3 separate regions of the Homo sapiens genome follow, and all the other regions are linked to region 1. Evidence: read pairs that join two places in POLR2A ChIA-PET (ENCODE). Cell type or tissue: OCI-LY7. All regions are shown on one strand.

Region 1 (8,000 bases):
ATTACATAAACCAAAGTGAGAGGCATTCCGCAAAACAACTAAATGGTACTCATAAAATGTTTCAAGATAATGAAAGATAAAGAGAGATTTAGCAATGGTCACAGATCAGCAGAAACTAAGGAAATGGAGCATTTAAATGCAATTCGACATAGTAATTTGGGTGCTGGAACAGAAAAAGAATATTTGTTGAAAAACTAGTAAAATTCCAATAATGTCTCATATTAATTAATATTATAGTACCAGTGTTAATTATACAATTGTACAAATAAATTTTACAATGGCTATGTCAGTTGTTAACATTAGGGGAAGCTGGATATGGGGTACATACAAAAGGTACCATTTTTGCACAATTCCTGCTAGTCAATAATTATTCAAAAAAAATTCAAAGCCAATGCTTCAAGTAGGTCATGATGAAATGAAGGCAACATGCTCCAACATTTTCTTTGTAACCACTAAGTTATTTATTACCACTTTGCTAATGTTATAATTATTCACTATCCTGGTTTTTTCTCCAAATACAATGATGAGAATATATTACTTCTCCATATTTCATTATCAATAATACAAACCAATGGCCTAAGCCTGTTTTCTATTATTATATTTACCTAACCTAAAAATTTTTCATGTCTATTAGAGTATTTCATCAAATTCAAGACAAGCATTTATTGATTGCCATTATTTGCCATGCACTGAAGCAGCTGTAAGATGATTACATTTACCTGCATAAACTAATGAAAACTAGAAAAATTTACATCTTCTATGCCTACTCTAACCCATTATAAGTTAAAACTATTTTGAGAATTATTGATACATTTGCATGCATTTCATGGTTATATTCATGGTGGAAAACTTTATTAGCATCGAGAGAGTATCAAGAACCTGAAGAATTTTACTGTAATAGATTTGTATATAATGGTATGAGGTCATATAAGCATAAGAGTAAAATAAATTACCACATAATCAGCATTTTGTACCATAAATGCTAATACTGAAAACAGCATGTGAGAAACACAACAGAATGTTATAGGCACAGAAGTAAATCACAGTGGACATTCCCTTGCTGGTAGAAGCAAGACGAGGAGTACTTTAAAATCACTTGCAGGTGGCTGGGTCAAATGGTATTTCTAGATCTCGATCCTTGAGGAATCGCCACACTAATGTAAATGATCAGTTAATGGGTGCAGCACACCAACATGGCACATGTACACATACGTAACAAACCTGCATGTTGTGCACATGTACCCTAGAACTTAAAGTATAATAAAAAAAAATCACTTGCAGGTAAGTTGCACTCTAGAGATTCCCATCTTAATACTAATTTTTATTAACTTCATATTTTTACTTATAAAATTGGCTGGGCACAGTGGCTTACATCTGTCTTCCCAGCACTTTGGGAGGCCGAGGCAGGTGGATCAGGAGTTTTGAGACCAGCCTGGCCAAAAGGGCGAAACCCCATCTCTACTAAAGATTCAAAAAAATTAGCTTGTGTGGTGGTGTGCGCCTGAAGTCCCAACTACTTGGAAGTCTGAAGCATGATAATTGCTTGAACCCGGGCAGCGGAGGTTGCAGTGATCTGAGATCGCACCACTACACTCCAGCCTGGGCGACAGAGTGAAATTCCATCTCAATTTAATAAAAAAAAAATACATAAAAATGTTTAAAAATCAATTTTATTTCTCATTTAACTAGATTTTATAAAATATTTCATTAAAAAAAAAAGAACAAACAGTACTACACAACAGTGACACTCTCAGTAGTAAAATAGTTGGGTGGTAGAGAGTGCTACCTCACCAAGCTCAAAATCTTTGTCAGCTTCCAGGTAAAGGTCCAATTGGTTTATGATATATGATGACATATAACGCATTGACAAATATGTATCAAGATTCAGGAAGTGTTTATGTCAACTATGTAAAAAAAAAAAAAAAAGGCCAAATCCTTTACAGTCCAAAATTTAATTAATGTTACTTTTTTTCTGTCAATTTTCTTTTGTCACAGTTTAACTAATATACTCTCCTAAATACATCATTTCATAAAGCAAAGGAAGGGTAAAATAAGATTTCAGAAAAAGAAAAAGAAGATTGAGGAATGGAGAAAAACATACCAGGTAAAAGGGATTTGGGACACCCAATAAGGTGGATAAAGGAAAAGAGGATAAAATAATGCTACTACAAAAGGTCAGAGACCTGAGAAAGATTAAAGACACAAAAGAAATGACAAACAGTAGAAAAATTTGAATCTGAACAACGTATATCAATTTTTTATTTATTATTATTATTATTATTATTATTTGAGACAGTGTCTTGCTCTGTCTCCCAGGCTGGAGTGCAATGGCGTGATCTCGGCTCACTGCAACCTCCACCTCCCAGGTTCAAGAGATTCTCCTGCCTTAGCCTCCTAAGTAGCTGGGACTACAGGCGCCTGCCACCATGCCTGGCTAATTTTTTGTGTTTTTAGTAAAGACAGGATTTTGCCATTTTGACCAGGCTGGCCTCAAACTCCCGACTTAAGGTGATCCACCCCACCTCGGCCTCCCAAAGTGCTGGGATTACAGGCGTGAGCCATCGCGCCCAGCCTGTATACCACTTTTACAATCAGTAGACACTTGGGAAATACAAATAAATCATGAAGTTATAATTTTTCTAAAAATGTTTCTTTCCTTTTATTGTTTTATACACATATGAATGTACAGAGGACAAGCTCCTAGTCAAATTTTCTTTCACAAAAGGATGCCATGAAAAAAGATATAAAAATAGCTCTCTGGCCGGGCGCGGTGACTCACACCTGTAATCCCAGCACTTTGGGAGGCCGAGGTGGGTGGATCACGAAGTCAGGAGATCGAGACCATCCTGACTAACACGGTGAAACCCCGTCCCTACTAAAAATACAAAAAAATTACCCGGGCATGGTGGCAGGCGCCTGTAGTCCCAGCTGCTGGGGAGGCTGAGGCAGGAGAATGGCATGAACCCGGGAGGCAGAGCTTGCAGTGAGCCGAGATCGGGCCACGGCACTCCAGCCTGGGCAACAGTGAGAAGCTCCGTCTCAAAAAAAAAAAAAAGAAAGAAAAAAAAAAGAAAACTAAAACAGCTTTCTAAGGGGTGGTAATGGATTTTATTTAAATCCCGTAGACACAGTATATAATATTAATCTGATACAAAAGAAAAAAATGTTTAAAGGGGGAGAAGTAAAAAGAAAAGCCCAAATAGCCACCAGGTGAGCTCCAGGTGGTTATAACATTTTAGGAAATGTGATAACCAAATCTGGCCATATTTTAAAGAATATTTTTTTTTTCTGCATGAAGTTGACATGCAATAATCAGTGAAGTGTTTAAACAACTATCTAACTCTTCTTTCATGGTCTTCATCTAGGGTCAAAATTAGATCTAAAGTGGAAACAACTAAAAGAACCCTCTGCTTTAGTTATCGCTTTACTCACAAGTTTCCGGTGCCTCTCTAACACTTTCAAAAATTGATTCAAAGTCCTTCATTAAGTTTATGTCTATATTTCATCACCTATCAGCCTACCTGACACATTATACATGTTTAAATATTTTCTGGCTGGCTACATGGACATCTGGAGGGATCTTATAACATTTTTTGCCTTTCCATACATAGTATTTATTGTAGTCTACTTTGAGTTGATATTTATATTTGTATGCCTATATATTTTTCTAAATAGGAATTACATGTTAAAACGTTTCAGAAACCAGGCTCTAACTTTGGTGGAGAAAGCATTAATATACATCCAAGGTAAGCATCATCAAGCGGAATGCCTTGGCCTATAGGCAAGTTCCCGTAGCGTATGAGATTTTCAGTGCGTAACTATTCAAGCTTGGGAAGTGCACTGGATGTCACATAAGAAGTTCACAGAATATAAATAAACTCAAACAATAAATTACTTGCTCCAAAATATTTTATTCTGCACTATTTTTCCCTGTTCACAGGCCAAGACACTCTACTGAGGGGGAGATAATCGACATATTCCCTAGGTGATTAAAACTTTTAAATCGGCCAGGTGCGGTGGCTCACGCCTGTAATCCCAGCACTTTGGGAGGCCGAGGCGGGCGGATCAGGAGATCAGGAGATCAAGACTATCCTGGCTAACACGATGAAACCCCGTCCCTACTAAAAATACAAAAACTTAGCTGGGCGTGGTGGTGGGCGCCTGTAGTCCCAGCTACACAGGAGGCTGAGGAAGGAGAATGGCGTGAACCTGGGAGGCAGAGCTTGCAGTGAGCCGAGATTGCGCCACTGCACTCCAGCCTGGGCAACAGAGCCAAACTCTGTCTCAAAAAAAAAAAAAAAAAAAAAAAAAAAAATTAAATCGAGTCGTAATTTATCAGGACAAGTGCAAATCAAACTTAAGGTAAACATTGTAGCTACTGAAATCTCTCATAAATTCTCTGGATGAACTTCAATTATATTCAGGTCTTCAAAAACAGAGGTTAATCATTTGAGCAAATATTTTATTTATCTTTGTGAAACAACTAAAAGAACACACATAATTTCTTAACTTCATGGGATCAAAGATGATCTTAGCAGGCCAGAACCTCTTTCTAATCTGGTCCCAATTTCCTCTAATTTTAATGTAGAGGTGGGAATATCTGGCTGGGAATCTAGACTGTACTATTCGTTAGCTCTCCATCCTCAGATTTAATGTACCCAAGTCTCGAGTTTCATAGCCTTAAAAAGTGAATGTTTGTTTTGTTTTCTTGATGTATTGTCTTGGACATTGGACAATTTTTCTTAAATGAGAAAAAATATGGCAAAGAATTTTATAAAATGTTTATCCTCCTCATCATCTAATTTGTTTCCTGCCGCTGAAAGCCACCTTCCCCAGGGGCTTGAGAATGACACCTGTCCACTGTGTCACCAGTTGGTTTGCTTCCCTGCTTATTGTTTTCTCTATGAAATCTTAAAACCTAACTAAGGCTTTGCTGCCCACTGCAGGTGGAGAGGAGAATAAATCAATTCCCTTCTGCCTGATTTCAGTGGCTTTATCTCAAATGTTTTGTAAGTTATTCTGTTGCTAATTAAACAATCTCATTTATAGATATTTTCTTCCTATGAACTCAATACTAGTTTAATAGGTATAAATATAAGTTTTGATCAATTATTAAATCCATAACAAAGAAAAATAACAAGGACTTAATGTATATCAATAATTATGTTAGCTTGAAATTAGACATTCACACAAATGTTTGTCTGTCAAATTCAGTTCTTATATTTTTGGCTATTTTCATATTAAAATTGTCTAATGAATCTCTTCAAAACTTGTAATGTGTTTCAGTAGTTGCCTAGAATGGGACCAAGTATGACAATAGGCAATAAATATATTTTGAATAAATGAATGGATCTACACTAATATACAAGTACATGTAAAAACCCAAACTAGCCTTATAACAAGTATGGTAACTAGTTCAGTTTGAACAGGTCCTATGGCATCTTGGAAGACAGATGGTTCAGTACATATCATAAATATATATAATGAACCAGAAAACGTAATAGATAAATGCACTGTGTTTTAACAGCTTATAGTAGAATGCATTAAAGGATTTTCCTTAAAATTTCTACTCTAGTAAAATTTTGTTACAGATTTTTTTTAGGAACTATAAAATATTTTTTCCCACTGTCTTTTTGTTATGCTGCATATAGCCATCATTAAGGGGATTCTCAGCTGGTTTTAAAAGATTTTAGTTTAGTTATATCCTCAGTTAATTGTGTTAGCTAAAATCGGATTATACCTTTAAAAATGAAAAAGGTGTTCTGGAATTATTTGTTAACTGCACACGTTTGTTCTTTAAGAAATTCATAAGATCATAGAATCATGTTTTTTTTAAGCTGAAATAGACTTTAAAAGATGGTAAATGTAAGAAGTTTGTTTTGAACCTGTGCAATTATAATAACGACCTTTAATTCTTTTCTAATGGCCTAGATGGAATTAATTGGTTATTTCAATATCAGGGCTCATCTTGTGTGGAATCATAAAAGAGTCTCTTTCTTATAATGGGTTCTATCACCCCTGATGATAAGTTTCTCTATCAAGCTTATTTAACATGTTCTGAAAGCACATTTTTAAGAGCCTTGGCATTCTCTGTCTTTCTTCCTTTCATCTTTCTTTTACATTATTTGCAGGGAGGAAGAATCCATTTTTGTTTCTTTGTAATTTTGTTTTGGTCAAGCTATCATTTAGATCTTACCAACAGTCTTTCCTTTTAATTATGTTTCCTATATTGAGACTTTTTTTGATTGGAAATAGTATACTATTTACAAAAATCGAGAAATCATTTTTTGCTTATGGGAAGTTATAAGCTATCCAATTTCTAAATAGCAGCCATGCTGCCATCTTCTGGTTATCTTGTAAGAATTTTCTTATGCTTAGAAGCTTTATTTTAAAATGCATCTTGATGTACCTTGAATTTTTTTTTATGTCTACTAAGGACACATATTTGAATAATTAGAGCACTGCATCTAGAGTTCTGTTGTCCTGAAGTCCTAAAGCAAATAAAAACTTAAGTCTTATCATTTTAAATATTATAATCGAATGGGACTCCAAGGATTAAAAAAAATGTTTTATCCCATGATTTGGAGGCCAGTGAGATTTTCTGACACTTTTTAAAAAAATCACATTACTCTTTATTTTTTTCACAGCTTTTCAGTGTGGCAGCAAGATGACCACCCTTCCCTCAGTGAGTGTGAAACTTTTCCAAATCCACAGTTCCTGTTAATATTAGTACTGCATGTTATTTAATGCTGTTTCAGGTAGCACTGAACCACTTGCCAATTTAACTGTCTTATTTCATTTGAAAACTCTGCCAGCACCTATAGTGCAGGCCAAGGGCCACAAAGGAAGGGTAGAAGGAAGCGAGAGTTTCATCTATCTTTAAGAGCTTTTTCATTTTAAGTGATCATTAAGACTTATAGCACTCTTTTTTTGTACATTAGTGTAACCTAATGATGTTCAATTTTTGTATGTGTGAAAATTCCCATTTACCCCACTGGCATTCTTCTCCTAGTAGCCCTGGAGGAAAAAATAGAACAATTTTAGGAGATAAATTTATGTCTCACACTGAAAACTGATTTTAAAATGTAAGATATTACATACATTGCTTCAAATTCAAATGAGGAAGTACACTCAGTGGCTTCAAGCTCTGTGCTATTTTCAGATGACTATATGAGAGTATAAATCATAATAGCTCATTGAAAATCAGAATGCAAATGGCCCCAGTAAATGTTTAGCAACAGAGGATTTTCTCAACTGTTTATTAAGAGCAATCCAAAATCTAAAGCAGCTGGGACAGGTGTTAATTTCAATCCTGTTATTTGTAATTAGTGATGAAATTTAATGGTGTTTATAAGTAACTCTGAAACATTTGTCATATAAACATGGTCTAAATTTAAGGGGTATTAAAATGGAGTTTTTAAGCTTAATAGACTTGGGCAAACAGGTATTTTGAATAATCAACACCTCTGAGAGCATATACCAAATTTAAATGGCAAAATTGGCCCATTTATTGTAGGCACAAAAATGACCTTGTAACTTCTGGATACTGTGTGTGAATGGATATGGATGTGAATTGTACCATACCTAGATGGTTGATTACTATTTGTTTACTAAAATACAGGACCTGAAATTCCATTATTTTGCCATGACAAAATTATTTTTAGTCTCCTATATTCACAAAAATTGCTATTATCATAAGTTGATAGATGCCAATTGAATGGAAATTTTATCATCCCATAGCTTTACTATGAATAAAATGGATGTATCTATAAAACGTGCCATTTGATCCATTTCTCTGAGTTGTTTTGTTTTCTTCCAATTACGAAGACATAATCTTTTTTCATATCCAGAAACAAAAGTAAAACTCCTACTTGGTCAAACTCATGATCTTCTATTATCAGCAGCAAAGTAGAAGTAAATGTATTAAAATGCCCACACATATGTATATGTTATCAATATAAGTAGATAGACAAATGGATGGATGGACGGACAGATAGATA
Region 2 (8,000 bases), 180 kb before region 1:
AAAAGTTTTTAAATCTAGGCTGTCCAGTAAGGGAAAATTTCTATTCTTAAAAAGCTGAGTGACTCCTCAGGTAAAACATTATTTCTCTAAATACTTTTCTCCCGCATAAAGTAACCAATGGTCCTTTATGCCAGGGGCATATTTTCCAGAAGACTAATTGGCCCCACCTCTAACCAACTATTTAGTGAATAGAAGGTAGACATGTAGAAGAACAAAATGTCATCCTTGAGGTTGTGGAGATGATCAAACACTGCTTCATTCTGGCATAGAATCCTTACAATTTATGTTTTTTGTCTCTGCACCTACTCAGAATTTCTACCCAGTCCTCAAGTGACAGCTGTGGCACACAAGCTAAAGGCACTTAACTTGCTTCATGATTTCTTGACCAGCTCTTTATTAAGAGTTAGATTTAGCAGGGTTTGCTTGATTCCTTGGTCGATTATTCTGTACATTACTTCTAAGAATTACCTTCTTTCCTGACTCATTGCCTTTCATATGCAGTCTCCAACACTTCATTTATTGTTTATTCTTTATTCGGAGGGAAAAATACTACTTCCCTTTGTTCTGATTCTTTATTTTTCCTGTCTACTTGCAAACTGCTAGAGTATTGTGATTATACCCAATTTCTCAAATTCAAAATGTATTATGTATTGAATTTTCTTTAAAAAATGAAATATAGATCTGTGAGTCTATATTGCTTAAGAAGTGAAGAAATTGGACTTACAATTTGTGCACATATACTTAATTTTTCTATATTCTCGTAGTGATTATCCCTGACATTTATGAATCTACATTGATTTATTAAGTGAAAATTTTAAAAGCCCAATATTTAAAAACTCAGCATGTACTTAAAATGATGAACCTAAAATAGAATCATCTGATTGATCATCAATAAACCCGACAACAATTCAGTCTGAGGTTGTTTCTATATACATACCTAGAAATTTGGAATCTTTCTTTAAACATTTCCCATGCTACCTTAAAAAAACAAAAACAAAACAAAAAAACAGAAGCACAGACAAAAGAAACTTTGGGAAGAAGAGATGTATATCAAGTAACAATGTGAAGGTGTTTTTTGTTGTCGTTGTTTGTTTTTGGGACAGAGTCTCGCTCTGTAGCCCAGGGTAGAGTGCAGTGGTGCAATCTTGGTTCACTGCAACCTCTGCCTCCCAGGTTCAAGCAATTCTCGTGCCTCAGCCTCCCGAGTAGCTGGGATTACAGATGTACGCCACCACACCTGGCTAATTTTTGTATTTTTAGTAGAGATGGGGTTTCCCCATGTTGGCCAGGCTGGTCTGGATCTCCCAACCTTAAGTGATCCACCCGCCTTGTCCTCCCAAAGCGCTGGGATCACAGGTGTGAGACACCGCACCTGGCACAATGTGAACTTTCATAAGCTTGAACTCTCCCTGTGGGAAAACCAAATCCTGTTAGGCTGGTGGGTTGTGTTTTGTCAATTCAGCGTGTAAAAAACACTGTGAAAATGTACATTTAAAAAGTAGATAACTAATTTATAAAAAAATAAGAACATTTAGGCTAATACTCCTGATTGGCAAAATTATGTGAAGATGAATATCGGCGGCCCCTTCTACTCATGGCATATATTTACCAAATGCCTGGTGGGTCCCTTCTTTCCAGCCTTCTCCTCTCATTTATGTTAGTAGTCTGGATTCCGTAGACATTTTGGCTTGGGGGACTACTGACATAGAAATAAAGATGTGCCAAGCTCTGACAATCAGCTATAAACCAGTAGAAATACGTTAGGAATCTTTCGAAAGGCTTTTATAATGTAGCGTATTTCAACGTAATAAGAGCCACGATGAAAATGAGGATAATTACCCACTCAGTCCTTGAACAACTACAACATTATGCAGCCATTAAACATATTTTCAAAAAAATGCCGTATGAAAATATAAACAAGATTTAGTTAAATAACAAAATTAGATCACACAGTTGTAGGTAAATTAGTATTGAGTTATATTATAAAGAGAATTAAGACTACATTTGCACTAGCAAAGCAATAATATCAACGGATTGATAATCACTTAGAAATGTGCTAAATCATGCTAGGGTAACCAATTCTAGGAGCAAGGATTCATATTTACACATTAATTGCAATTAATTATATTTTCATTGAATTTTTTTAGGACAAATTAGTGAGACCAGTATGCTACCTTGGAATAGATGGGGGAAAGTGAAATATTATTTTACAAATATTGTCTAAACTTTAAGGTCTACAGGGGATGTTTGAAAACTTGAGAAGGATGAAAGATGACAATTATCTGAGATTTATGAAGACAGTATTGGTTAAGCAGCATTTTAACTAGTATAATTATTGTTCTGATTACCTTTTTTTAATCATAAAAGTAATTCATTCTCATTGTAGGTGATTGGAGGATAGACAAAGGTAAAAATAAGAAAACAAAAATCATCTGTAATTTTATCAACAATATTTATTAGTAAAAGTTTTGAACTTTCGTTTCCAGTTTTATTTCTGCTAAAACAACCCACATGAAGACCAGGGGCTACCATTTCACTGACCAGTATGTCCAAGCACCTAGAACAGTGATTGGCAAAAACAAGCAATTAGGCACTCAACACATTGATTGAATATGTAATTTCAAAATTAGTCTTCTATTGTACCCTTAATTTTGTGTGTAATTCTCTCTTTTAACATCATATTGTAAACATCGTCCTCTATCATTTAATGTACAAATACAATACCTTTTAATATGGCTACATGATGTACCATAATTCCTTCTGTTGAATATTTAGGTTGTCTTCAAATTATCACTGTCATCAAAATGCTTCAGTGAACATCTCTGCACATAAAGCCAGTAGCATCTGATTATTTAATGATGACATATAAATAACAGAATTGGAAAATCTAGATCAAAATACGCAAATGATTTAATATGTTTTTGCTATATGCCATACACATATCTCCACCAGCAGTGAATGAAGAGCATTGATGCTGACCATTATAAATTTTTTTTCAAATTTTGCAAGAAAAATAAATAGTATATAATTGTTTTGATTCGTAATTATTTAATTACTGATAGTGCTGAATATTTTTGTATATGTCAATAACATCATCTTTAATTGGAAATACTGTTATTCTAAAAATTTAACATAGAATCTGATGTATAAAACATTTGGATGTATCTAATCTGTATATGACTATAAACATAGTCATATATATTTTCATGCTAAATAATGTTATTCATATTATATTGGTCATCCATAGTTTCAGAACACACACACACACCCACGTGTGTATCCATTGTACAATCATTGACATATGTATGTATATATATTTATATATAGTCTGATGACACATGTATATTTATTGACTGATGTAGAAGTATTTAACAGTAAAAATATTAGTGTTGATATGGTTAAAGTATGGAATATTAATTCCTGGTTTATGTTACACATAAAAATGTAATTATGTTTCAAATAATAAAGCTATGCTCATTCTCTCTCTCATACGCACTTTGAACTGGCATGAACAAAATCTCCTGTAGTAATTTCATATACATAAGACTTGACAGACACTTTATATACTTTCACAAGAATTTAAATATATCAGATATTTTTTAGTGTAAAATTAGAAAAAATAATTTAACATGACTATCAATATATTTTAAATTTTCAGCTTTGAGAGACATAATTTATCTGCTATTTTGATAAATTTTATCTATATATAATGAAAATATATGTAAATGAATATAGAAAATTGTGTAATAAAATTGAGTACATATTTACATTAAGTTCCTTTTTTCTTTTTTTATTTGTGGAAAGATGTTTCATTATACCTATCTGTAGGGGGAATAAAAAAAACAGTACTGAAGCTTCTGAAATGAAGTTAGAAAGGTGGTCTTGACTGAGTTCTCAGATGCGAATAGTACAGCTTGTGAGTATGCTTACTGTTCACAGAAGCCCTCTGCCCTGCCACCCCACGACACAAATCTGGTTGCTGCTGGGCATATTTCAAATTCAGAATCATGTAACTAGCAGCAGATGTGTCTGTCTGCAACTGTGATAGGCTCCATCTGCAGTTTGCACCTGTTGTTTTGCTGAGGCCAGAGTGCAGGTGTGCATATAAAAACTCAAAGGGCAAGTAGACAGCAAAATTAAGGAAGTGGTTTTTCCTCTCTCATGATCTGCGTTCCTGTTTTCTTTCTTTCCTTCCACTTCAAAAATTGAGATGCTGATGGAATCATAACCTGTGGTCAGCATCAGCCAATTATCCTAAGATAGTAATTATTGTAATTTTTCACTACAATCTTTGAAAAAAAAGGAATATAAGAAAAACAAATTTGAGAGCCAAAAGAAAAAAAAAGGAGATACATAATTCTTCAAGAGCAGCCTCTGCTTGGACTATTTTGATTCATGTTGATATAAGAAACACTTTGCTGTCAAGGGAAATATTGCTAGTGTGTGATTACATATTCAGAACTTCATCTATTTTTAAGAACATATTTTGTTTAAATATAGTTTTGAAAAACAATACTGAGATATTTTCTAGGGTATTTACATGGCCAGTTCTAGTTTTAAAATCACACTTCTGTAGACCGGTGGTTCTCAAACTTTATTGTACATATGAAGCCACTGCTGATATTGTTAAAATATAGATTTAGGGTAGGGCTGGGGCCTAAGCTTCGCCTTCTGAACAAAGTCTCATGATGCTGATGCTGCTGGTTCAGGGACCATACATATAATAGCTAGGCTGCAGTATACATACATACATATATATATATATATATATATATATATATATATATATGATTGCATCATATGAAGCATGTGGAATAATTTTGAAAACTGTGAAATCATTTAACAAATATAAACAATTTAAATATTAAAACTTTTCGATTACATTGATAATGAACATAATTAATGATAAATCTAAAAAACGTCATTCAATCAGTTATTAAATTATCACATTAGTGTTTTAAGCATTCAGCTATCTTGAGAAAGACATTGGCTTGAGTTCTAATGATAATTGCCTTCACGATCATTGTCCCTGGGTGTGATAGATAGATAAGCATTCTGTTCTTTTTGCCATCTACTTTTGATACATTCTTGCCCTTGTTGTGAGTTTCTTCATGATGTTTACAGAAGGATCTCCCAAATTCTCCCTTCTTCTTTTAGAGCCAAGAAGTTACAAAGCATATCCTTCATTGATCTCTTTAGTTTTTCTATTAAGTTGAACAGCTGAAATCTTAAGTTTATTTGGATCTCACTAATATATCGGTCTTTTCCAATCACATTTTTCTCTTACTCATTTCTACAGTAAGTATGGTTCATGGACTAGTAGCATGGGCACCAAGTGACAGCTTGTTAGAATCTCAGGCCCACCCCCTAGTCTACTAGGAGCCTGTATTTTATAGAGATCCTCGGGTGACTTGTGGGCACGTGAAAATTTGAGAAGCAGTGCTCTGGATAACACTTCTAATAATAAAATATAAATCTCTACTTTAACCTAGATTTAGAAACATGCCTAAAATCAATGGGAGTTTTGGAGACAGACAGATAACTCTTCAAATCCCAGCTGTTCAGCTTTTGAAATGATGCTCTGTTACAGTCTCCTCACGGTCCTCATCAATAATACCTTCTTCACATGTTGTCATAATAGAAGTGTGATGAAAATACAATGTACTCAGTACAGTGTCTGGCATATAATAAATAATCAATTGTTGCTAAAAACATGTATATACGTATGTGTGTATAAATATATAATATACATATATTTATAATTATAGATAAAGAAATTAGAGGAAGGAAAGTTTATGATTGCCAGAGATTACAAAGTGGTTAATTTTAGATCTTTGTGGATCAATGCTGACCTGATTACCAGTGTGATACATTCAAATACCATGTCACTTTGCTATAATAAAGCAATTCTCAGCAGTTCAACTAACTTCATATTTGCAAAGATTCTTACTTTTTCCCTGGCATCATGATCAGCATAGTAATTTTTCTTTTATTATTTTCTCTGAGAAACATTTTTTTAAATGAGGAAAAAATAAGCCCTCTCACAATATATCAATGCAATGTAAAAGACTGTTTAAAATATATTTCTTTGCAAAACATATTAAATGGATCATTATTTACATGAGATCTTCAGAAGTTATCATGGTCTATTGTGCAAATTTTAAACTGACACCAGAAAGGTAAATTATGTTTAGGCAGCTTTCAAAAACTGGAGTTTTGATTCAATAGACCGTAGCATCTCTTTGATGTGCTATTTTGTAATTCTTCAAATTATTTTGCAGTATATGCATAGCTATCATGATGCTGATAGATATTCATATTTAAATTATGAACTAAAGTAACCTTATACCTATATATGCCAATTTTTCATATCAAAAAACACAGAACTGAAAAAGCTGTAGAGCAGAACACAGTATTTGAACACATTTTTGTGGTGGGGTGATTTCTAGATTATCTCTGCATTCGTTAGGCATATCTGCTGTGTCACTTACCAATTTATTGCCTCAGCTCCCAATGCACCCTTCAATATAATAATCAACAGAATTTGTTTAAGCATTTCTCCTTAAAGTGAAGGTGATGTTAAGCTTTCTCAGTAGAAGGCACTGGGGAGAAATTGCAGGAGGAAGGGGCTTCCTGCAATTTCCAGCCCAGGCCAGAAGGGTCAGCAACGTGGGTGTAAGAATATCTAATAGATAATGTCCCAGCAGCCACTGGCTCAATACTTGTCCTTTTGTGACCTTGTTGCCTTGACCTGGCAATATTTCCACAGACACCTTGGACTCCCTGGGCAAGCCCTGCCTAGCTGGCCTGCACTCAACCACCTGCGTCCCAGAGGCTCACAACACCAAGTAGTTGCTCCTCCTGCCAGGTGCAGGCTCTGAAAACCTTCCACCTCCACCAGCACCTGGACTACCTTGCACTTCACACCGGCCACCAGGCGCTGATCTGTTGCTCCTCACCTGCTGGCACTGCACTATAAAGGGTGGCGTGTTTGTGAAGCAGCACCAGACAGCTCCAGCCCGGCCAAACCAGTAAACATCTCTGCTCTCCATTACCAAACCATGTCTTCTCCAAGGGAAGTCTTCCCTATTTGTCCTTCCTTGGATCAAGGGTTGTCTGCTTAGGTTGCCATATAAAATTTCCTTCTATCTTATAGCTACATTTACCATAGTTTGTTTGTTTGTTTGTTCATTAAAGTACTCCCTCTTTAACCTACTGTATGGTTTCTATCTCCTAGTTGGATCCAGACTGCTAGATTGGCTTTCTATAATTAGAAGTGAAAATTGTTCTGGAGATCATTTTGCTATCATAAGGGCTACTACTTAGTGTGAATTACCTTTGTGCCAGGCTCTTTACAAACATTATCTAATTTAATCCTGACAAAAAATCTTATAAAGTGAGTATTATAATCCACATTTTACAGATGAAGTAACTAAGCCTTAAACTTAGAAAATGTACTCAGAGCCAAGTGATAGAGTTGGGCTTCAAAACAAGTCCTCTCTCAATAGGATGGCTGTGTGTATAACTACTCTCTATTTTGTAACCATCCCAAAACTTAACTGTCCAAGAAAACTCCATTTTATTTCTATAATGACTAATGAACGTAATATTTTTAAAGGTTTATTATCCAAATAGAAATCAAAACGTTTCTAGAATGCATTAGCCTGTAGTGCTTATATAGGACATGGTCTTTACCTTCTGAGCTTTCCTGGTTCTGCCAAATTGATACGGTAATATACAGGCTCATAAGAAAGAAAGACACGCTTCAGAAGAGTATATTGTCCGATAACATACAGAGGTCTCGTTACATTTAAATTTCAAATGAAATGATGATTTTCTTTTTTATAAGTATATCCCAAGTAATACAGTGACACCCCCCAAAATTATTTTTTGTTTACCTAAAATTCGAATTTAACTCCATGCCCTGTGTTTTTATTTGCTAAATCTGGCAAGCCTACAAGAGAAGTTTCTCCTTTGCCTGTTACTGTTCCTGTAAGTTT
Region 3 (8,000 bases), 150 kb after region 1:
CTTGGAACCAACCCAAATGTCCAACAATGATAGACTGGATTAAGAAAATGTGGCACATATACACCATGGAATACTATGCAGCCATAAAAAATGATGAGTTCATGTCCTTTGTAGGGACATGGATGTAATTGGAAATCATCATTCTCAGTAAACTATCACAAGAACAAAAAACCAAACCCCACATATTCTCACTCATAGGTGGGAATTGAACAATGAGATCACATGGACACAGGAAGGGGAACATCACACTCTGGGGACTGTTGTTGGGTTGGGGGAAGGGGGAGGGATAGCACTGGGAGATATACCTAATGCTAGATGATGAGTTAATGGGTGCAGCGCACCAGCATGGCACATGTATACATATGTAACTAACCTGCACAATGTGCACATGTACCCTAAAACTTAAAGTAAAATAATAAAAAAAAATAAAAAATAAAAAATAAAAAATAAATTACTATATTGGTCTCTTTTATCTTTTTTCTCTATATACACATAAAAGTTATCTTATAAAGACATTTTAATCCAATTTCTAAAATTTAAATATATGCCTGCTCCTTCTTTCATGTCAGAAGTATTTTTTCTCAAGCATGTGTTTTAATAGTTCCATAGATAAATAAAAAAAAAAAATAGTTCCATAGAATTTTACTATTAGAAAAAATATTTTATAAATTTTATACAAGTATATATTTGGGCTATTTATGACTATAAAAACATAATTCTGTTTAAATATTTTCAGATATTCCTAATTATTTACTCACATTAAATCACAAGATACAGAATTGCTATGGAGGAGGGATTGTTGAGGTATTTCATAAATAGACCAAATACTTATTACATGTTTCTTGTATCTATTTTATAGCATTTGTCCTAGTACTGTTGATGAGTTTATCTTCTTTACTATTCTTTGAAACTGTGGAAGACAGATTGCATGTGAATTACCCATAAGTTATGTGTAGGCCCACCATGTAGTTCTTACAGTGTATGAAAATCATTTAAAAAAATAAGCTGTATAATACATATATTTCATTCCCTAAACTGTTATTCTATTCAGTTTACCAAAGTTTCATATTAATGTTTCTACATGATGTGATTAATATATTCTGGCTATGGATTTCTGAAGGTACAGACTCAGAGTGGATCATAACTGGAATTGGAGGCAGAGATCTTACCTCTTGTAATTTTAAGACTGGTAATCGAGGAGTCTTTTGAGTTATTGGATTATCTGCTTGCCCTTATTGCCTAACTCTGGAAATGACAAAACCTGAGGTCCTGAAGGGTTACTCGGCCCTCAGGTGATTACCAGTAAGGTGGCACTGAACAATGTGTCAGTTGAAATGCTTAATGATAACTCTGGTTTCCCACTCTGGATCACTACTACAAACAGCTTTCAGTCTTATGAGGTTCTAGCATTTACTCTACTTCTAGCTCAGATATTTTGATCCTCAGTTCAGAAAGAAATCCATTCATAGTTACCTGTTCTACAACTTGAAATTAGGTGGATTAAAAAGTATATGCATTGACCTAAAGACACTATCGAATTTTAAAATTATACTATTTTAAAGAAATGCAGTGTTTTCGTATTTTGAAAGCGTAAAAGGGTTGATGGAGTTACATCATTAATTCTGTAGATAGAAGTCCAAAAAATACACATCTTGTGTCATGGGAAACTAGCATACCCAGTCATACTGAACTCACCTGGAGCCGAAGCCCATCGCTTCCCTCGGTGCCAACATGCTGTCAGTCAGACACCTCTAACTGGAATATCACGGGCCAGGAACTGCTTGCCTTTTATTTTCCACCTGGAACAAAACATAGTGTCAGTCATTTCTTCATGTTCCTTGAAGCACAATAAGATATTCATTATGTTATCTTTTCCTGTCACATTAGACACTCATTTATCAGAATGCTCAACACAAAGGAAAGAAGTATAAACTCTTCACCTCTATAATTTACATCTGAGGGATTAATATAGCACCTGTATAAGTCAAAGGGACCATCTATATTTTATCTCCTATAAAATCTTCCTTATAAAAGGTTATTTATTACTTGAGCACAATCATTCCTATCCATTTGGTATAAGTAATTGATGCGTTAATTTAAGAAGCCATTTTCCATATAGTGTCCTTGGAAACAGTAAATCAAAATACATTTTTAAACTCCAGAGAGAAGCTGATGTTGAAAATAATTCATTTTCTGAATTCCTTTTTTTTTTTTTAACCATGAAAAGGAATCTCAGTAGGAAACAGAATGTGATAATGCAATTGCATTAGTTTTATGCCTATGCTCTTTTGTATTTCTCAACTTGAGAGACACTGATAAAGAACACTGATGTTTTCTCAAACGCACCAGAGTGTTGCTACTATGGAAATAGACCGCTTGACCTCATGATAAAAATTATAGGCTTGACGAAAACCATAGAGCAGGGCTCCTGTATGAATGGAATGTGCCAGGTAGGGTCTTGTACTGCACACAAATAGAGCTACTGACCTTTAGTATTTTAGCCTTGCTCCAGTTTGGTAGACAACTGGGTGGTTGTAAGGAACTCTAAAAATGCAAGAGATGCAGCACTGTAGCAGTCTTCTTGTGGCTTGTGCAGTCTTTGATTTGTCTATGTCTGCCTCCCCAAGATTTGGAGTTTGTTGCTGAACTGAATTCATGATGAAGATCCTGCAATTTGGTGACCTCCTTTTTGATGCTCACTGCTTATCTGAATCTTCAAAACCAGGATTGACCAGGTCAATAAAACCTATTTCTTGATCTAACTGCCAGAGTACCCATTTACCTCTTGTTGTACCTACTTGGTATTAATTGCTTGCTTGGATCATCACCTGATGCCTGGTAACACCCTCTGTGAATGAATCATGTGGCTCCCTGTATTTTGGTAAATGCAGTGAAATCTGTCTTCTGGTGTCAAGCTTGGAACCACTTATTTTGTCTCATCTTGCTAATACTCATTTAGCTTAAGAGTTTTTTCTATGCAGTACGATGTGAAGGGCTCAAGAAAGTCCCACCAGAATTGCTTAATGTAAATCAAACCTTAAGAGCAAATATCATTCTCTCCTTGTAGCCCTTTTTAATCTCAGATCATTCTGGAATCCACTTTATCACCTTCATTTCTTCTGCTACTGCCACAATAAACTTTCATCAGTTCTCACTTAGATAATAACTTCCTGAATATGGATCTTGTGCCAGGTGAAAACAGATGGCACTTTCAAATTAGGGTAACTTGAGTAGAGCTTAATAAAGAACTCATTTATAAAAGTGTGGGCTGTATGTGGGGAAACCACAAGGAAGGTATGATGGAGTTGATACCATCTCTAGACTTGCAGGGATGAGGGGAGTGAGCAGTTACTGACATCTAAGAGTCAGATATATAGTGGGCCTCTTGGAGAGGAGCAATGATCTTGGTTTGGGAGTCACAGGTAGCGTAAGATGGCAGCACAGATGGAAGTCTGAGGATAAAGGATAAACCCCGCTCATCTTCTCCCTTACCTCTGGTTTCTTGACTAGACTACCTATGGGACAAACCTCACTGGAAGCCTGAGTGCTTTGGAGCCTGTCAATGAACTCCATCAGGCTAGTTGCCAGGGGAATAGGATAGGAAAGAAAGAGTGAGTCTAAAGGAAAAACGGAAGAGATCCAGCTAACACTCTTATGCATACTTAATGGGGTTTGAAATTAGATTTGAGTCCTATCTCTACCTAGATGTATAATTCTAGACCGATAACTTTTATAAATCTTGATATCATTATCTGTACAACAGAGATAATACATTCTTCTGAGTTTTGTTAAATTAAATCGCATAGCATACCTGGAGGCTATAATATTAACAAAAGTGTCAACAGCTCTCCTGTTGAAATACAAAAATAAATCAACAAACACATATATGCTCCAGTCATGCTGAGCTCTTCACCACTTGTTCTAATTGATCATGTATTTTCAAACTTCTGCACTTTCGTAAGGGTTGTTCCCTCCGCTTAAGAATGATTTCTCTTCCTACATTTCAACCCTGATTTGCCTAGAAAACTCTTGCTCATATTTTACAATCTATGAGATATGATCTGAAGGCTTTCTCCAGCTTTTTAATCAAGAAAAGGTGACCATTCCCTTCTTGTTCTTCCATGGCACACAGCTCTCCACAAATCACTTAGACCTGGGGGTGGGCAAGCTTTTGGCTTCCCTGGGCCACACCAGAAAAAAAAAGAGTTGTCTTGGGCTACACATAAGATACACTAACACTAATGACAGCTGATGAGAAAAAGAAAATTCCAAAAAAATCTCATGTTTTCTCATGTTTTAAGAAAATTTGTGAATTTGTGTTGGGCTACATTCAAAGCCGTCCTGGGCCGCATGCTGCCTGTGGGCTACAGGATGGACAAGCTTGATTTAGATCATGCCTGGCTTCCTATATGACTATGAGGGAAGGGAAAAGCTATGTCTGACAGATTTGTATGCTCAAAAGGTGGTTCACAGCCAGGTTCTTAATATTCAATAAACATTAAGTGAATGAAGAAATATGTGTATCTTATTTTAGACAGTCTCACTCTGATGCCCAGGCTGAAGGGCAGTGGCATGATCTCAGCTCGCTGCAATTTCTGCCTCTTGGGTTCAAGTGATTCTCCTGCCTAAGCCTCCCAAGTAGCTGGGATTACAGGAACCCAGCACCACGCCTGGGTAATTTTTGTATTTTTAGTAGAGATGGAGTTTCGCCGTATTGGCCAGGCTGTTCTTGAACTCCTGACATCAAGTGATCCACCGGCCTCAGCCTCCCAAAGTGCTAGGATTACTGGCGTGAGCCACTGAGCCCAGCCAAATGTGTATATCTATAATAAATTTGTCACAATGTAAGGAAAGGGTTCAGTAACTTCAATCCTCTTTTCCCAAAGGACAGATCGGCCTGTGACAACTGGTGCATGGTGGAGAGTAGAACAACTCTGAAGAAGAGGTCCCAAAGGAAACTCCAGTCACTTTTGTAACTTTTCTCTGGGAAGCCTTGCTGGAAAATTCATGTCATTCATTCCAAGGTTGCCAAAAGCACTACAATTGATTGATTTCCAGAAGAAAAATCAGTAGTTATTAGCTAACTATGACAACAAATACTTCTGTGTATATCTAATGTATTTGAATGATTTAAAATAAAGAGTTGAATCTCCAACATTTTCTGAAAGCCCAGCCAAAAGTTCTACCCCACAATTGTTAAAACATTTATTCCATTTTGTGACTAGGTAATGAATTCCTGTGAATCATGAATCTAAGCCACAGGAAATAGTACACAGGACAAAATATTACTCTCACACTTGCCTCCATGCTTCCCATTTCCCACCCTCACCAAAACCACATTGATTGGCATCTGTGTGTCTTTGCAAAATTTCCTTCTGGAAATACAAACGAATACAACCATACATATATTCTTATTCTCCACCTCCTTTAAAAAAATTCAATGATTTACCAATATTATGGGTCTTACATTTTTCACTTAAAGTTAGGTGGGCATTATATCAGTAAATAAAAAGCATCTTCATCATCTTCATTATTTTCAGCTTTATGTTTTTCTATTTTACTGATATACCATAATTTAACCAGCACTCTCCCCAAAACGATTTAAAAAACCCCTTTACCTATTAAAGAGTTTATAATAAATTACTATTTATGCATCAATTTGTATATAAGATGTACATCTGTAGAATAGATTTCTATAAGTATGTGTAGGAAGGTCAAGGGGCAAATGAATCTGTAACTATCAGATATAGTGCCCAATTTCCTTCCTTGAGAATCAAACTAATTTGTGCTTCTACCGACAATCTACAAGATTGCTTGGGTGGGCCGACTTCTACAATTTTGCAAATCTTACAGGTGAAAAGTTTTATATCAATGCTATTTTAATTAGCATTTAAAAAATTATAAGGTAGTTTGAGCATGTTTTCATAATATTTAAAGACATTTGTGTGTATTTTTCTGTGAAATTTGTTAATAGCTTTGCCATTTTTTATCCAAGTTGCAATTTATAACATTCTTTATCATCCTATACATTTTCAAAATGAATGAAAGCCATTAACTACGTCAGCAAAACATTGCTCTGAGTTGTTTTTTTTTTTTTTTAAAGCTTTTGTCCCAAGCTTTTCTTGCAATCCCATATATGAAAACTGAAAATCACAAAGCGGTGCCACAGTGCCCTCTGGTGGCATTCTGCTCCATTGCATCTTCCCTGCACTAACTCGGGGCAAAAGCTGATAGTGGATATAGCTGGATGTCAGTCTTACATAGGCTGTTAGCCTACCCAAGTCTCCTTGGTCCTGAGACAATATCGTAGTACAATCAAACTCAAAATGAAGACATATTAGATCTGTTTTAACCCTTAAAGAACCAGATTAGTACCTGGAACTTGTTAGATATCCTAATAGGCAGGATTCATCTCCTTCCTAGTTGTTACAAAAGATGGCCTTGGAATATTTTGTCAGAGGGCTGCAGTGGAGGTTTATTCTAGGCAGTCAGGCTCTGCTTCATTTTCCCCTGTACAGTAGTCAGATTAAAAGGGCTATCATCACTCTCTGGAATTTTTAGTATTCAATGTATCACAACGTCAGGTCAGTAAGAAGTTTGAAATTCATTCATTCATTCATTCCCAAAATATTTGAAATACTATGTGTAGTGTTCTAAGTATTTGTCAATTATGTTATTGAACAAATCAACAAAAATTACTGTCTTCATGGAACATATCTTCTAGTTGGAGGAGACAATGAATAGCGAACATGTAATTAAGCAAATAATATGCTATATTAGAAGATATTAGAAGCTGTGGGTTTGTGGCTGTTAGATGGCGATATTTTAGTTTAAAATAAAAGTGTAGTCATTTCAAGAAAGCAACATCTGAATAAGAATTTGAAGGAGGTACAGAAGCTAATTGTGCAGTTCTCTAGAGGAAGAGCCTTCTAGGAAGTAGAAACAGCCTTAAACCCATAGCATGCTTGGTAAGTACAGTAGACAACTGAAAAATCCTTTTTCAGGATTAAAGGATTCTTTTTTTCCAAGCTGCTGGGAGTGCTGCTGGACTGCTAGCCCCAGCTCTCATCCCAATCTGCAAATTGCCCTAAGCTGTCCATGCTCCTTCACCAATGTCTCACTAAATATATCTTCCTACATATTTCATTAACAGCTCCATTTTACTTTTTCTTGATTTTTATCTTCATGTCAGAGTATCTAAAAGTTGGAAAACTCAAGGCTTTAGTCTTCTTTTCTTTTAAATGAGCCCAACGACTGGTAAATACAGAGGAGAAAGGCTTAGCCTGTTAGTCACAAGACAGAAAACCTTCCAGTGACGTTGGCTGAAGCCTTTGTTGAGATTGCATTGCAGCTCATCTTTCCTGTTTGCCCATTCTTGCTTTGTTCCCTTCTCTTTCACAGATGTCAATCACTACAAAACTCCTTAACAACCTATAGTAGATATCTACTTATAACAATCTGTCTCAGTCCACCTATTTGAGGAGTAGTAAGGTATCCAGTGTGCAGCTGACAACTCGATACAACATTTATTCATTATTTCCATAAACATTTTTTGAGTATCTACTATGTGCTAGCACTAAGGCTGGCACTTAAAATACAGGAGTACAAATAAAATGCACACACATTTCTTTCTCCATATGAAGCTTTAATTATAGTAGAGAGTACAAAAATTAAATAAGATTAATAAAAAGATTAATAAAAAGATTTTTTTAATATGGGAATGAGGTAAATTCTTACTAAGGCAACATTTGAGTGAAGACCTGAAGGAAAAAAGGGAGTCAGGCATGTGTATAACTGGGTGAAGAGTATTCCAAGAATAGGCCACATGAAGAGCAAAGTCTAAGAAGAGAGCATACATAGATTGCTTAAAAACAGCAAGAAATCCAGCTTTTTTTTTTCCAGTGGATTGAATGAGGGAAAGACATGAGGAGAGTAGGTCAGGGTAATGAGGAGACACATAATCTAAATTTGAGTAAGTTATTTTAAAAACTGGAGACATT

Evidence for each region. ChIA-PET counts read pairs that join two places held together with the same protein. Peaks named below come from ENCODE experiments on the same cell type or tissue, not always from the same donor. Only the 100,000 strongest peaks of a DNase experiment are listed, where the experiment ranks them.
Region 2: POLR2A ChIA-PET joins it to region 1 with 25 read pairs; 4 of 35 experiments call an interaction of 5 or more read pairs at or near these places.
Region 3: POLR2A ChIA-PET joins it to region 1 with 12 read pairs; 2 of 35 experiments call an interaction of 5 or more read pairs at or near these places.

What each region holds. Positions count from the first base shown.
Region 1 is chr9:9,785,511-9,793,510 of GRCh38, forward strand. All of the region lies in intron 5 of PTPRD (protein tyrosine phosphatase receptor type D), which reads right to left. Among named protein-coding and RNA genes, the nearest start is that of PTPRD, 820 kb to the right of the region's middle. In OCI-LY7, CTCF peaks have their summits at 4,955, 5,158, 6,339 (motif pointing left) and 6,538; DNase peaks (open chromatin) are centred at 4,911, 6,341, 6,821 and 7,161; H3K4me3 peaks cover 1,095 bases; H3K27ac peaks cover 2,821 bases.
Region 2 is chr9:9,608,385-9,616,384 of GRCh38, forward strand. The region is part of intron 7 of PTPRD (protein tyrosine phosphatase receptor type D); the gene reads right to left. Among named protein-coding and RNA genes, the nearest start is that of PTPRD-AS1, 750 kb to the left of the region's middle. In OCI-LY7, no CTCF peak of the experiment used is centred here; DNase peaks (open chromatin) are centred at 4,047 and 6,887; H3K4me3 peaks cover 442 bases; H3K27ac peaks cover 2,358 bases.
Region 3 is chr9:9,936,812-9,944,811 of GRCh38, forward strand. It overlaps PTPRD (protein tyrosine phosphatase receptor type D), which reads right to left. Exons shown (of 46, transcript NM_002839.4): 5 at 1,696-1,799. Among named protein-coding and RNA genes, the nearest start is that of PTPRD, 670 kb to the right of the region's middle. In OCI-LY7, CTCF peaks have their summits at 6,174 (motif pointing left) and 6,380; a DNase peak (open chromatin) is centred at 6,200.